Linked DNA regions of Homo sapiens: region 2 is linked to region 1. A link is a contact called in ENCODE Hi-C or POLR2A ChIA-PET data. All regions are on one chromosome and are shown on one strand. Each heading gives the region's core, a stretch centred on a gene start or an enhancer-like site at or near the end of the contact. The rest is flanking DNA. Distances are from core to core; before and after follow the strand shown. Region 1 holds the start of TMED9 (transmembrane p24 trafficking protein 9). Region 2 holds the start of CANX (calnexin).

Region 1 (5,222 bases), core at 2,723-5,222:
CTACTTCAAGTCACTAGAATAAGAAGAACAAACTAAATCCAAAGCAAGCAGAAGAGGAAAAAATAACAAGCAGAAACCAATGAAATTAAAAACAGAAAAGCAACAGAGAAAATCAATGACACAAAAAGCTGATTCTTTGAAAAGACTGATAAAATTGACAAACCTCTTACAAGACTGATACAGAAAAAAGAAGACATAAATCACCAGTATCAGTAATGAAACGGGTGACATCAGTACAGACCCTGCCCACATCAGAAGGATCATAAGAGAATAATTCCACGGACAACTTTACATACATATGTGGGGGTGTGTGCTGCAGACCTCAACTCAACGACAGATGAATAATGTACACTGACACAGATATTCTGCTTGTCAGTCAGGCCGATTGTCCAGGCCCCCTACAGACTCCCAGGAGAGTGCTGTACATTTGCAACGTGGCCCCGACTCCCCGCCTCCTACTCGCTGGCCTTCTCGTCATTTACTTAGCACACATTAAACACAGCAAAAGTCTCAAGTAAACACCATTAGAGGGTAATCAACCTGGTCGCCTTCCCCTGCCTCCCCCAGAGCGCCATCCTGCCCGCGAATGATTAAAGGTTACTTTTAGAACCACATGAGTAAACAAGCTATTTAGATAGACTCCTCTACATTCCTATGTTACTTACCCTTGCTATGGCTCAAAGAGGATTAGGCCGCTTTCAGCCAAACTATCTGAAGCTAAGCAAAAACCTTTTGGCCTTCCAAGTTTTGTGTTTTATTGTATAATTTTCCCCACCATCCTGACTGAACCTCTACATACATAAATGTAACAATTTAGGCAAAATAGATCAATTACTCAAAAAGCACACACTATCACAACTTACTAGTATGAAATAGATACTTTGAATAGCCCTATAGCTATTAAGGAAATTTAATTCATAATTAAAACACTCCCCAAAAGGAAATTTCAAGGCCCAGATGATTACACTGGAGCATTCTACCACACTTTTGTTTTTTTTTTTGAGATGGAGTTTCACTCTTGTTGCCCAGGCTAGAATGCAAAGGTGCCTTCTCAGCTCACCAAACCTCTGCTTCCCAGGTTCAAGTAATTCTCCTGCCTCAGCCTCCCGAGGAGCTGGGATTACAGGCATGTGCCACCACACAGGCTAATTTTGTATTTTTAGTAGAAACAGGGTTTCTCCATGTTGGTGAGGCAGGTCTCGATCTCCTGACCTTGTGATCCTCCCGCCTCGGTCTCCCAAAGTGCTGGGATTACAAGCGTGAGCCACCGTGCCCGGCCAAAGTTGACTGTTTTTAACTGTACACTTCAGTGGGATTAAGTACATTATATTGCCATAGAACTCTCACCACCATCCATCTACAGAACTCTTTTTATCTTGGAAAACTGAAACTCTATACCTATTAAACAATAACTTCACTCTCCCTGTCCTCCAGTCCCTGGCAACCACCATTCTGCTTTCTGTCTCTGTGATTTTGACGACTCTAGTACCTCATATACATGGAATTACCCAGTATTTATCATTTTATGTCTGGCTTAGTCCACTTAGCGTAATGTTTCTTCAAGATTCATCTATGTTGTAGCATGTGTCAGAATTCCCATCCTTTCTAAGGCTGAAAGGATTTCCATTGTGTGGATGTACCATATTTTGCTTATCTATTCATCTACTGATGAAGAACTGGGTTGCTTCCATTTTTTTTTTTGCTTGTGAATAATGCTGCTGTGAACATATGTGTACAAATATCTCTTTGAGACCCTACTTTTAATTATTTTGAGGATATCTCTAGATATGGACTTGCTGAATCATATGGTAATTCTATTTTTATTTATTTATTTTGAGACAGTGTCTTGCTTTGTCACCCAGGCTGGAGTGCAGTGGCATGATCACAGCTCACTGTAGCCTTGACCTCCCAGGCTCAAGCAATCCTCTTGCCTCAGCCTCCTGAGTAGCTGGGACTACAGGCGCATGCCACCAGATCCAGTTAATTTTTGTATTTTTTGTAGAGATGGGGTTTCGTCATGTTGCCCCGACTGGTCTCGAACTCCTGGGCTCAAGCAATCCTCCTGCTTCTGCCTCCCAAAGCGCTGGAATTATAGGCGTAAGCCACCATGCCCAGCCTATTTTCACTTTTTTGAGGAATCATTATACGGTTTTCCACAGTGTCTGTACCATTTTACATTCCCACCAACAGTGCACAAGGGTTCAATTTCCCCACATCCTTGCCAATGCTTGTAGTTTCTTTCTTTTCCTTTTTTTTTTTCTAGTGGCCATCTTAATGGGTATATGACGTAGTATCTCATTGTTCTTTATCTCATTGTGATTTGTGTTTCTCTAATGATTAGTGATGTTGAGTATCTTTTCATGTGCTCACTGGCCACTTGTTGATCACTGGAGAAATGTCTATTCAAGCCCTTTGTTGTGGTTTTTGAATGAGATTGTTCTTATTTTGTTGCTGAGTTTTAGGAGTCTCTGCATATTCTGGATATTAATCCTTTGTCAGATATATGATTTGCAAATATTTTCTTCCATTCTGTGGGTTGCCTCTTTACTCTGCTACAGAGTCTTTTGATGCACAAAATGTTTTAATTTTCATAAAGTCCAATTTGTCTATTTTTTCTTTTGTTGCCTGTGCCTTTAGTGTCATATCCAGGAAGTCTGTTGCCAAATCCGATGTGGTAAACCCTTTGCCATATGTTTTCTATGAGTTTTATGCTTTGGGATTTTAAAAGTTGTGGGTCTTTTTGGGTGAATTTTTATCTATGGTGTTAGAGAAGGAACCACCTTCACTTTTTTGCATGTGGATATCCAGTTTTCCCAGCACCATTTGTTAGAAAGACTGTCCCTCCTCCCCGCATTGAATGGGCTTGGTCTCCTTGTTAAAAATTATTTGACCATATATGGGAGGGCATATCTTGGGGCTCTCTATTGTATTCCATTGGTCTATATGTCTGTCTATATGCCAGTACCACACTGTCTTGATGACTGAAGCTTGGAAGTAAGTTTTGAAATCAGGAAGTGTGAGTTCTTCAGCTTTATTCTTATTTTTCAGGATTGTTTTGGCTAATCGAAATCCCTTGAGAGTATATGAATTGTAGAATGAGTTTCTCTGTTTCTACAAAAAATGTCATTGGGATTTTGACAGGAATTGCATTAAATCTGTAGATTGCTTTGGATAGTATTGACATCTTAACTATATTAAGTAAGGATGATTTTTTTTAAATTACTGATTCAATCTCCTCACTAGTTATAGGTTTATTCAGATTATATTATCTATTCTGAGTCAGTTTTGCATTTCTATGAATTTGTCCATTTCATCTACGTTATCCAATTTGTTGGCTTATATTTGCTCATAGTACTCTCTTATGATCCTTTCTATTTCTGTAGAATTGCTAGTAACGAGCCATTGCAGTTGGGATCTGGCAGCAGAGGCTGTGTGTGTGTTTGTGTGTGTGTGTGATCGGAGAAATGCTTGAGAGGGTAACACCCGATTTAGGAGTGGACAGGGTATGAGGACAAAGAAGTGGTAATGGGAGACCTTGCCTTTTATTTCTTTTAATCTTTTTTGATAATACATTTGTGCATTATTTGGTCGTTCTCTTTAAATTCATTTTTAAAGGTAGAAGCAAATCAAGACTGGTAGATGCTGTGCCAAGGAAAGTCAGGGATCCTAGGTTCGAATCCTGTCTCTGTTCGCAATTCGCTCCGCAACCTCAAACAAACGACCTCAGTTTCATCTATGAAAAGCTGGTAACCATCGTCAGTTGCCAGGCCATGAAGAGAGTCAACGGAAATAAGTTTTTATTCTAGGGCACCCGCTCTCTCTCAGGTAAAAGCCGCGCCCCAATCAGGTACTGCCGCGCCAGGGCCGCGGGACATCTCGGGATTTGTGGTCCACCCGGCGGAACTCGCGGTCCCGGCAGGCACCGCGGCGGCGGCAGGGCGACGTGGCGCGGCCGGCTGCGGCTGCGCAGGCAGGTGGAGCAAGATGGCTGTGGAGCTGGGCGTGCTGCTCGTCCGGCCCCGGCCCGGAACCGGGCTGGGTAGAGTGATGCGGACCCTCCTGCTGGTGCTGTGGCTGGCGACGCGCGGAAGCGCGCTCTACTTTCACATCGGAGAGACGGAGAAGAAGTGCTTTATTGAGGAGATCCCGGACGAGACCATGGTCATAGGTGCGGGGGCGGGGAGGAAGGGGCGAGTTTGGAACGTGACCGTGGTCTTGGGGCGGGGGATGCGAGACAGTCAGCTCTCTAGAGCCGGGAGGAGACGGCCTCGCCGTGCCCAGGCGGTCGCGGAACCCATGCCACCTCGCGCTCCTCTGACCTGGGCTCGCCCTGCTTCCCTCAAGGAAACTACCGGACGCAGCTGTATGACAAGCAGCGGGAGGAGTACCAGCCGGCCACCCCGGGGCTTGGCATGTTTGTGGAGGTGAAGGACCCAGAGGACAAGGTGAGCCAACCGCCCCCCTCCTCTCCGCCAGCCTCTCAGCTAGGCGGGCTCCGGTACTTCCTCTTCTAGTTCCTGCATCTGCTAAAGTGGGAGAGACAGTTGATGTTGTGGGAATATCCTGCTGACTTGCAGACCCCGCCCGGTCTGTGAAATGGGCGGATTAATTGTGGTGATAAAAATCAAAGAGTTTTGTCAACTCTTAAAGTCATCTAGACTTTAAGATTTCACAGAACATGATACTTTCCCCACAAAATGAGCAGCTTTTAATCTTCCCAAGTAAGGATATTAAAACGAACGGCAAAACCCTTCAGCTCTCACCTTCTGTCACTTTTCGTTAAAAAACTCATGGCGGGGTGTGGTGGCTCTTGCCTGTAATCCCAGCACTTTGGGATGCCGAGGCGGGTGGATCACTTGAGGCCGGGAGTTCAGGACCGGCCTGGGCAACCTCCGTCTGGCAAACCCCGTCTCTAGTAAAAATACAAAAAAAAAAAAAAAAAAAAATGAGCCGGGTGTGGTGGCGCACACCTCTAATACCAGATACTTGGGAGGCTAAGGCACGATAATTGCTTGAACCTGGGAAGCTGAGGCTGCAGTGAGCTGAGATAGCATCACTGCACTCCAGCCAGGACGACAGAGTGAGACTCTGTCTCAAAAACAAAAACAAAAAAGAACCCCCCAAAAAACAACTCACACCAAAAAAGTTGAAAGGGCATAAGCTATAAAGGAAAGCCCTTCCCAAGAGCAGTCAGTCACTTGCCACCCTAATGTCAGACTCTC
Region 2 (5,222 bases), core at 2,563-5,062, 2.1 Mb after region 1:
TTCTCCTGCCCCAGCCTCCCCAGCAGCTGGGACTACAGGCACCCGCCCCACACCCGGCTAATTTTTTTGTGTGTGTGGTTTTTTTTAGTAGAGACGGGGTTTCACCGTGTTAGCCAGGATGGTCTCGATCTCTTGACCTCGTGATCCACCCGCCTCGGCTTCCCAAAGTGCTAGGATTACAGGCGTGAGTTTGAGGCGGAGTTTCACTCTTGTTGCCCAGGCTGGAGTGCAATGGCGCAATCTCAGCTCACCGCATCCTCTGCTTCCTGGGTTCAAGCGATTCTCTTGCCTCAGCCTCCCGAGTAGCTGGGATTACAGGCATTAGCCACCATGCCCGGCTAATTTTGTATTTTTAGTAGAGACAGGGCTTCTCCATGTTGGTCAGGTTGGTCTCGAACTCCTGACCTCAGGTGATCCACCCGCCTTGGCCTCCCAAAGTGCTGGGATTACAGGCGTGAGCCACTGTGCCTGGCCTATTTTTATTTATTTATTTATTTTTATTTTTATTTTTTTTGAGACGGAGTCTCGTTTTGTCGCCCAGGCTGGAGTGCTGTGGCGCAATCTCCGCTCACTGCAAGCTCCGCCTTCCGGGTTCACACCATTCTCCTGCCTCAGCCTCCCGAGTAGCTGGGACTACAGGCGCCCGCCACTGCGCCCGGCTAATTTTTTGTATTTTTAGTAGAGATGGGGTTTCACCGTGGTCTCGATCTCCTGACCTCATGATCCACCCGCCTCGGCCTCCCAAAGTGCTGGGATTACAGGCGTGAGCCACTGTGCCTGGCCTATTTTTATTTTTTTAGACAGGGTGTTACTCTGGTACAGTGGCCCAATCTTGGCTCACTGCAGCCTTGACCTCTTGGCCTTAGACAATCCTCCCACCTCGGCCTCCTGAGTAGCTGAGACTACAGGCTCAAGCCACTATGCCAAGCTAATTTTTGTATATTTTGTAGAGATGGGGTCTTGTCATGTTGCCCAGGCTGGTCTTGAATCCTGGGTTCAAGTGATCCACCCACCTTCGCCTCCCAAAGTGCTGAATTAGAGGCATGAGCTACCTCACCCGGCCTGATTCTTTGTTGAAAAAATCATATGCATGTTTAAAGAAAGTGTCATTTCTTTTTTTTTTTTTTTTTTTTTTTTTGGAGACAGAGTCTGGCTCTGTCACCCAAGCTAGAGTGCAGTGGCACAATCTTGGCTCACTGCAACCTCTGCCTCCCGGGTTCAAGCGATTGTCCTGCCTCAGCCACCCGAGTATCTGGGACTATAGGTGTGCACCAGTATGCCCGGCTAATTTTTGTATTTTTAGTAGAGATAGGGTTTCACCATGTTGGCCATACTGGTCTTGAACTCCTGACCTCAGGTAATCCGCCCGCCTCAGCCTCCCAAAGTGCTGGCATTACAGGCGTGAGCCACTGTGCCTGGCCAAGAAAGTATTTCTGCTTCTAGAGTTTCAGGCCCCCTCTCCAGCATTAACCTTTCCTAGCAGTTTCTCGTGTTTCTTTCTAGTAAGCTTGTTTGGCCAAGCTTACATGTATGAGAATACATCTCCCTTTTCAGTATGAAAGGAAACACACCTTTCTCTGTGCTTTTTCACATGACACTAAATCTTGACTGTTGCTCCATGTCAGAATGTAAACAGGCTGTAAACCTCTTGTTACTGCACTTCCTTTTATTGGTTTTCACAGATGCTGTGTTTTTACAAATTGAATGTGGCAACCCTGCATCAAGTAAGTCTATAAGCACCATTTTTCCAACAGCACGTACTCACTTCTGGTCTCTGTCACATTTTGGGAATTCGTATAATATGTTTTCATTATTATATCTGTCATGGTGATCCAGGTTGATGTTACTATTGTAATTGCTTTGGACTGCACAAACGATGCCCATGTAAAACATCTGTTTGTTTTTATTATTTATTTATTTAGAGACGGGTTCTCACTCTGTTGCCCAGGCTGGATGAAATGCAGTGGCCTGATCTTAGCTCACTGCAGCCTCCTCAATCAGGAGTCAAGGATACTCCTGCCTCAGTCTTCCTAGTATCTGGGTCTACGGGTGTGCACCATGCCAGGCTAATTTTTTTATTTTTATGTTTGTAGAGACAGGGGTCTCACTATGTTGCCCAGGCTAGTCTTGAACTCCTGGCCTCAAATGATCCACCTGCATCAGCTTCCCAAAGTGCTCAGATCACAGGGAGAGCCACCTCGCCCAGCCAATTCTGACCTCTTTGCCAGTCCATTCTGGATGGAAGCAGTCCCTCCCCTTCAGAATCCCATTGAATTCTCCATAGTACCACAGTCTTTTGGCACTTACCTTTGCAGGAGTAGCTCTTTTGCTCACAAATGTACTTCCTGTAACTACATTTTAAGCTCATTATTTGGATCATGTAGCATCCAGAATTTTATTCTGCTTTGAATAGCTGCTTCCCCAGGTAGACAGGAAACCAAAATTCTCCTACACAAATTTTGGGGCTGAAGTTGGGGCGCCGTGGCTCACGCCTGTAATCCCAGCACTGTGGGAGGCAGAGGCAGGTCGATCACCTGAGGTCAGCCTGGCCAACATGGTGAAACCTGTCTCTACTAAAATACAAAAATTAGCCGGGCGTGGTGGCGGGCGCCTGTAATCCCAGCTACTCGGGAGGCTGAGGGAGAATCGCTTGAACCCGGGAGGCGGAGGTTGTAGTGAGCTAAGATCGCACCACTAGACTCCAGCCTGAGCGACAGAGCAAGACTTCGTCTCAAAAAAATAAAAATAAAAAAAATTTGGGGGTTGAGGGTTGGATGATACTAACTCATGCAAACACCAAACCCTGCCTTTCTTCCCCTTCCCGGTGGCAAGAGGGCTTTTCAGATCAGTGATACATTCGCTGATTCTAGTGTTTTCCACCCTAGTAGTCAAGCCTTTGGGTGTCCAAACAAATAGAGAACAAGAGATCAGGATCTCTAAAGGTCTAGAAAAACCCTGGGCCACTTCCATTTTGTGAGGTTCTCAGCATACTGAAAACTGAAGATGTACTAAGAGTGGGTTACTAAAATGGTGGCGTATCTTAAATCTTTCCATGGCACCATCCTTTCTCTCGTCCTGTCATCCCTGTATCTCTCTGCCCTGACACCTAATCTCACTTCAGGAAACATAAATTGAAAGTTCAAATAACCTCGGATTATATTATTCTGGACTGTGTGTTATGCTGGGCGACGAGGCTGCGCAGGCTCCTGGGCCGAGCCATGACTCTGCAGGAACTGCGGCGCCGGCTCACACAGCGCGGAGCAGTGCACGCCAATCCGGCCAGGCGCTCGCGCTGGGTTCTGCTCACGCCCGTAGGGGCCCGCGTTCGCTGCAACGGGCCCTTCCTGATGGCCGATCGTCGGACTCCTACCCCTTTTGCCGGCTGCCGTTTGCCCCGTCAGCGAAGGGCGCGCGATGCGTCCCAAGTCTCGGCTCCAGGAACCAGACGGGTGAGGGCTACTGGGGGTTGGGTTGGAACGCCCCGAAGGCACCACAGCAACCGACGCGGGAACGCCTGTTAAACCAGCCCCGCCCCGAGACGCGCGCGCCCGGCGGTCTCGATCCAGCGTGGCCCGCCCCTCACCTCCCGCCCAACCAACAGCCACTTCCTGCCTCACTCCCGGCCAATCTTCACACTCCACGAAGAATAGCCGTAGGGGGCGTATGGGACGGTGCGTAGAGCGATGCCCACGCCGGCCAACCGGATGTCGGGGCTTGCGCGGGAGGGCGGGACTTGGCGCCGGCTGTGGCTACTCAGGGGCCAGGGGCGGGCACAGGGCCGGGCTTCGTGCGGTGGGGCTCGCTCGCGCGGCAGCGGTGGCCGAGGCCTCTTGGTTCTGCGGCACGTGACGGTCGGGCCGCCTCCGCCTCTCTCTTTACTGCGGCGCGGGGCAAGGTGTGCGGGCGGGAAGGGGCACGGGCACCCCCGCGGTCCCCGGGAGGCTAGAGGTGAGAGGGGAGACCTGAGCGCGTCCTCGGGCCTGTGAGGACCTCGGGGGGCTGGGAGCGCCTCTGCGGCTGAGGGGTCGGGCGTGGCCGGCGACTGAGGGGTCGGGCTGGCTCTTGAGGGCCCAGGCCCTGGCCGACGCGCCCGCCGTGAGCGAGGAGGCCCGAATCCGGGCGTCTTTGGTTGGGTTGCGGGCCCAGGCCGCGCCGCCGGGGTCGGGAGGCGTGGCAGGTGGCCCGACAGCCTTCTTTGACCTCTGGGAAAGCTGACTTATTCCTATGGCTTTGCTTCTAGGGCTTTCTTAGGCCTCTTTGCCGGCTGCCTGGGCAGCCGCGAGGTGGGCTGGAGTAACTGGGTAAAAGTATAGGGTGGAATCGGGCCTACTAGGTACCCCTAGTAGTAGGGAAGGGTGGTATTAGACCGAGAGGGAATGTTTACAACTAGCGTTACAGTTTAATATTTGAAAATCCAAAGCGGAGACTGGACCCTAGTTCCCTGAAGAGAAAGGGGAATGTACCAGAAGGAGAACACGCAGTGGTTGAGAAACTTAGCAGTTACAGCACCTATTCTGGAGGCGAGTAATCCAGTTGGAGAGGGACAGGGCGTTAAAAGCAGGAAAGCCCCCGAAAGCTCATCTAAGTGCATCTCTTTCCACACCGGAGGCCTGGAGGTATGAAATGACTGGCCCAAGGTCATGCGATTAGTGTACTGATGGTGCTGGGATTATAGTTCAGGGATAGACCGTGCAGTGGTTAACGCTAAGGCCCTGGCTCGAGTCTTTGATTGGTCATTGGTTGCTCTGTGAACTTCGGCAGTTTTCTTACCCTTTGTGCCCCCGTTCTTGTCAAGTAATGGATATAATAATACCCGATGGATTTGTGAGGATTAAATTAAGATATGTATACAATAAGACAGGGAAGTCCGACATTTAGTAACTGCTCGATGATCATTGCGGTACGTTATTATAATCTGAATGCCTTTGGACCAATACACTGCCATCCTAGTGAACTGGTTCAGTCCTGTTTCGCAGGACCTGAGGTCACAGTTATGGTGATAGAAGAAACCGGGCATTGTGTATTACCGCTGGGCATGACACAAGTGATTGCTGGTTGAGGGAAGTTAAACTGAGCTTAATATTAAAAGATTGAGAGGACAAGATTAACCATAGTTAAGTCTTTTTACCTCTGATTTAGGAAATGGAAGATTTTGCTTAATTTTTTAATAAGTAGATTTTTTTAAGGGGGAAGAATTTTATTGATCTTTAAAATCATTCTGT

Evidence for each region. Hi-C counts contacts between places; a loop is a spot of excess contacts on that map. ChIA-PET counts read pairs that join two places held with the same protein, here RNA polymerase II (POLR2A). Pooled maps may share reads with other maps.
Region 2: a pooled map shows a loop between it and region 1 (10-fold over the local background). The contact joins the promoter of CANX here to the promoter of TMED9 in region 1. A Hi-C loop is called at or near these places in 2 of 37 single-sample maps with no recorded cell type and 5 of 50 pooled maps. POLR2A ChIA-PET finds 5 or more read pairs at or near these places in 1 of 52 experiments (activated CD4-positive, alpha-beta T cell).

The regions. Positions count from the first base shown.
Region 1 is chr5:177,588,231-177,593,452 of GRCh38, forward strand. It overlaps TMED9 (transmembrane p24 trafficking protein 9), which reads left to right and starts at 3,973. Exons shown (of 5, transcript NM_017510.6): 1 at 3,973-4,168; 2 at 4,345-4,445. The coding sequence starts at 3,985. RefSeq lists an enhancer at 5,178-5,222.
Region 2 is chr5:179,695,155-179,700,376 of GRCh38, forward strand. CANX (calnexin) reads left to right here and starts at 3,813. Exons shown (of 15, transcript NM_001746.4): 1 at 3,813-3,948. RefSeq lists enhancers at 2,918-3,447, 5,008-5,067 and silencers at 3,458-3,867, 3,908-4,197.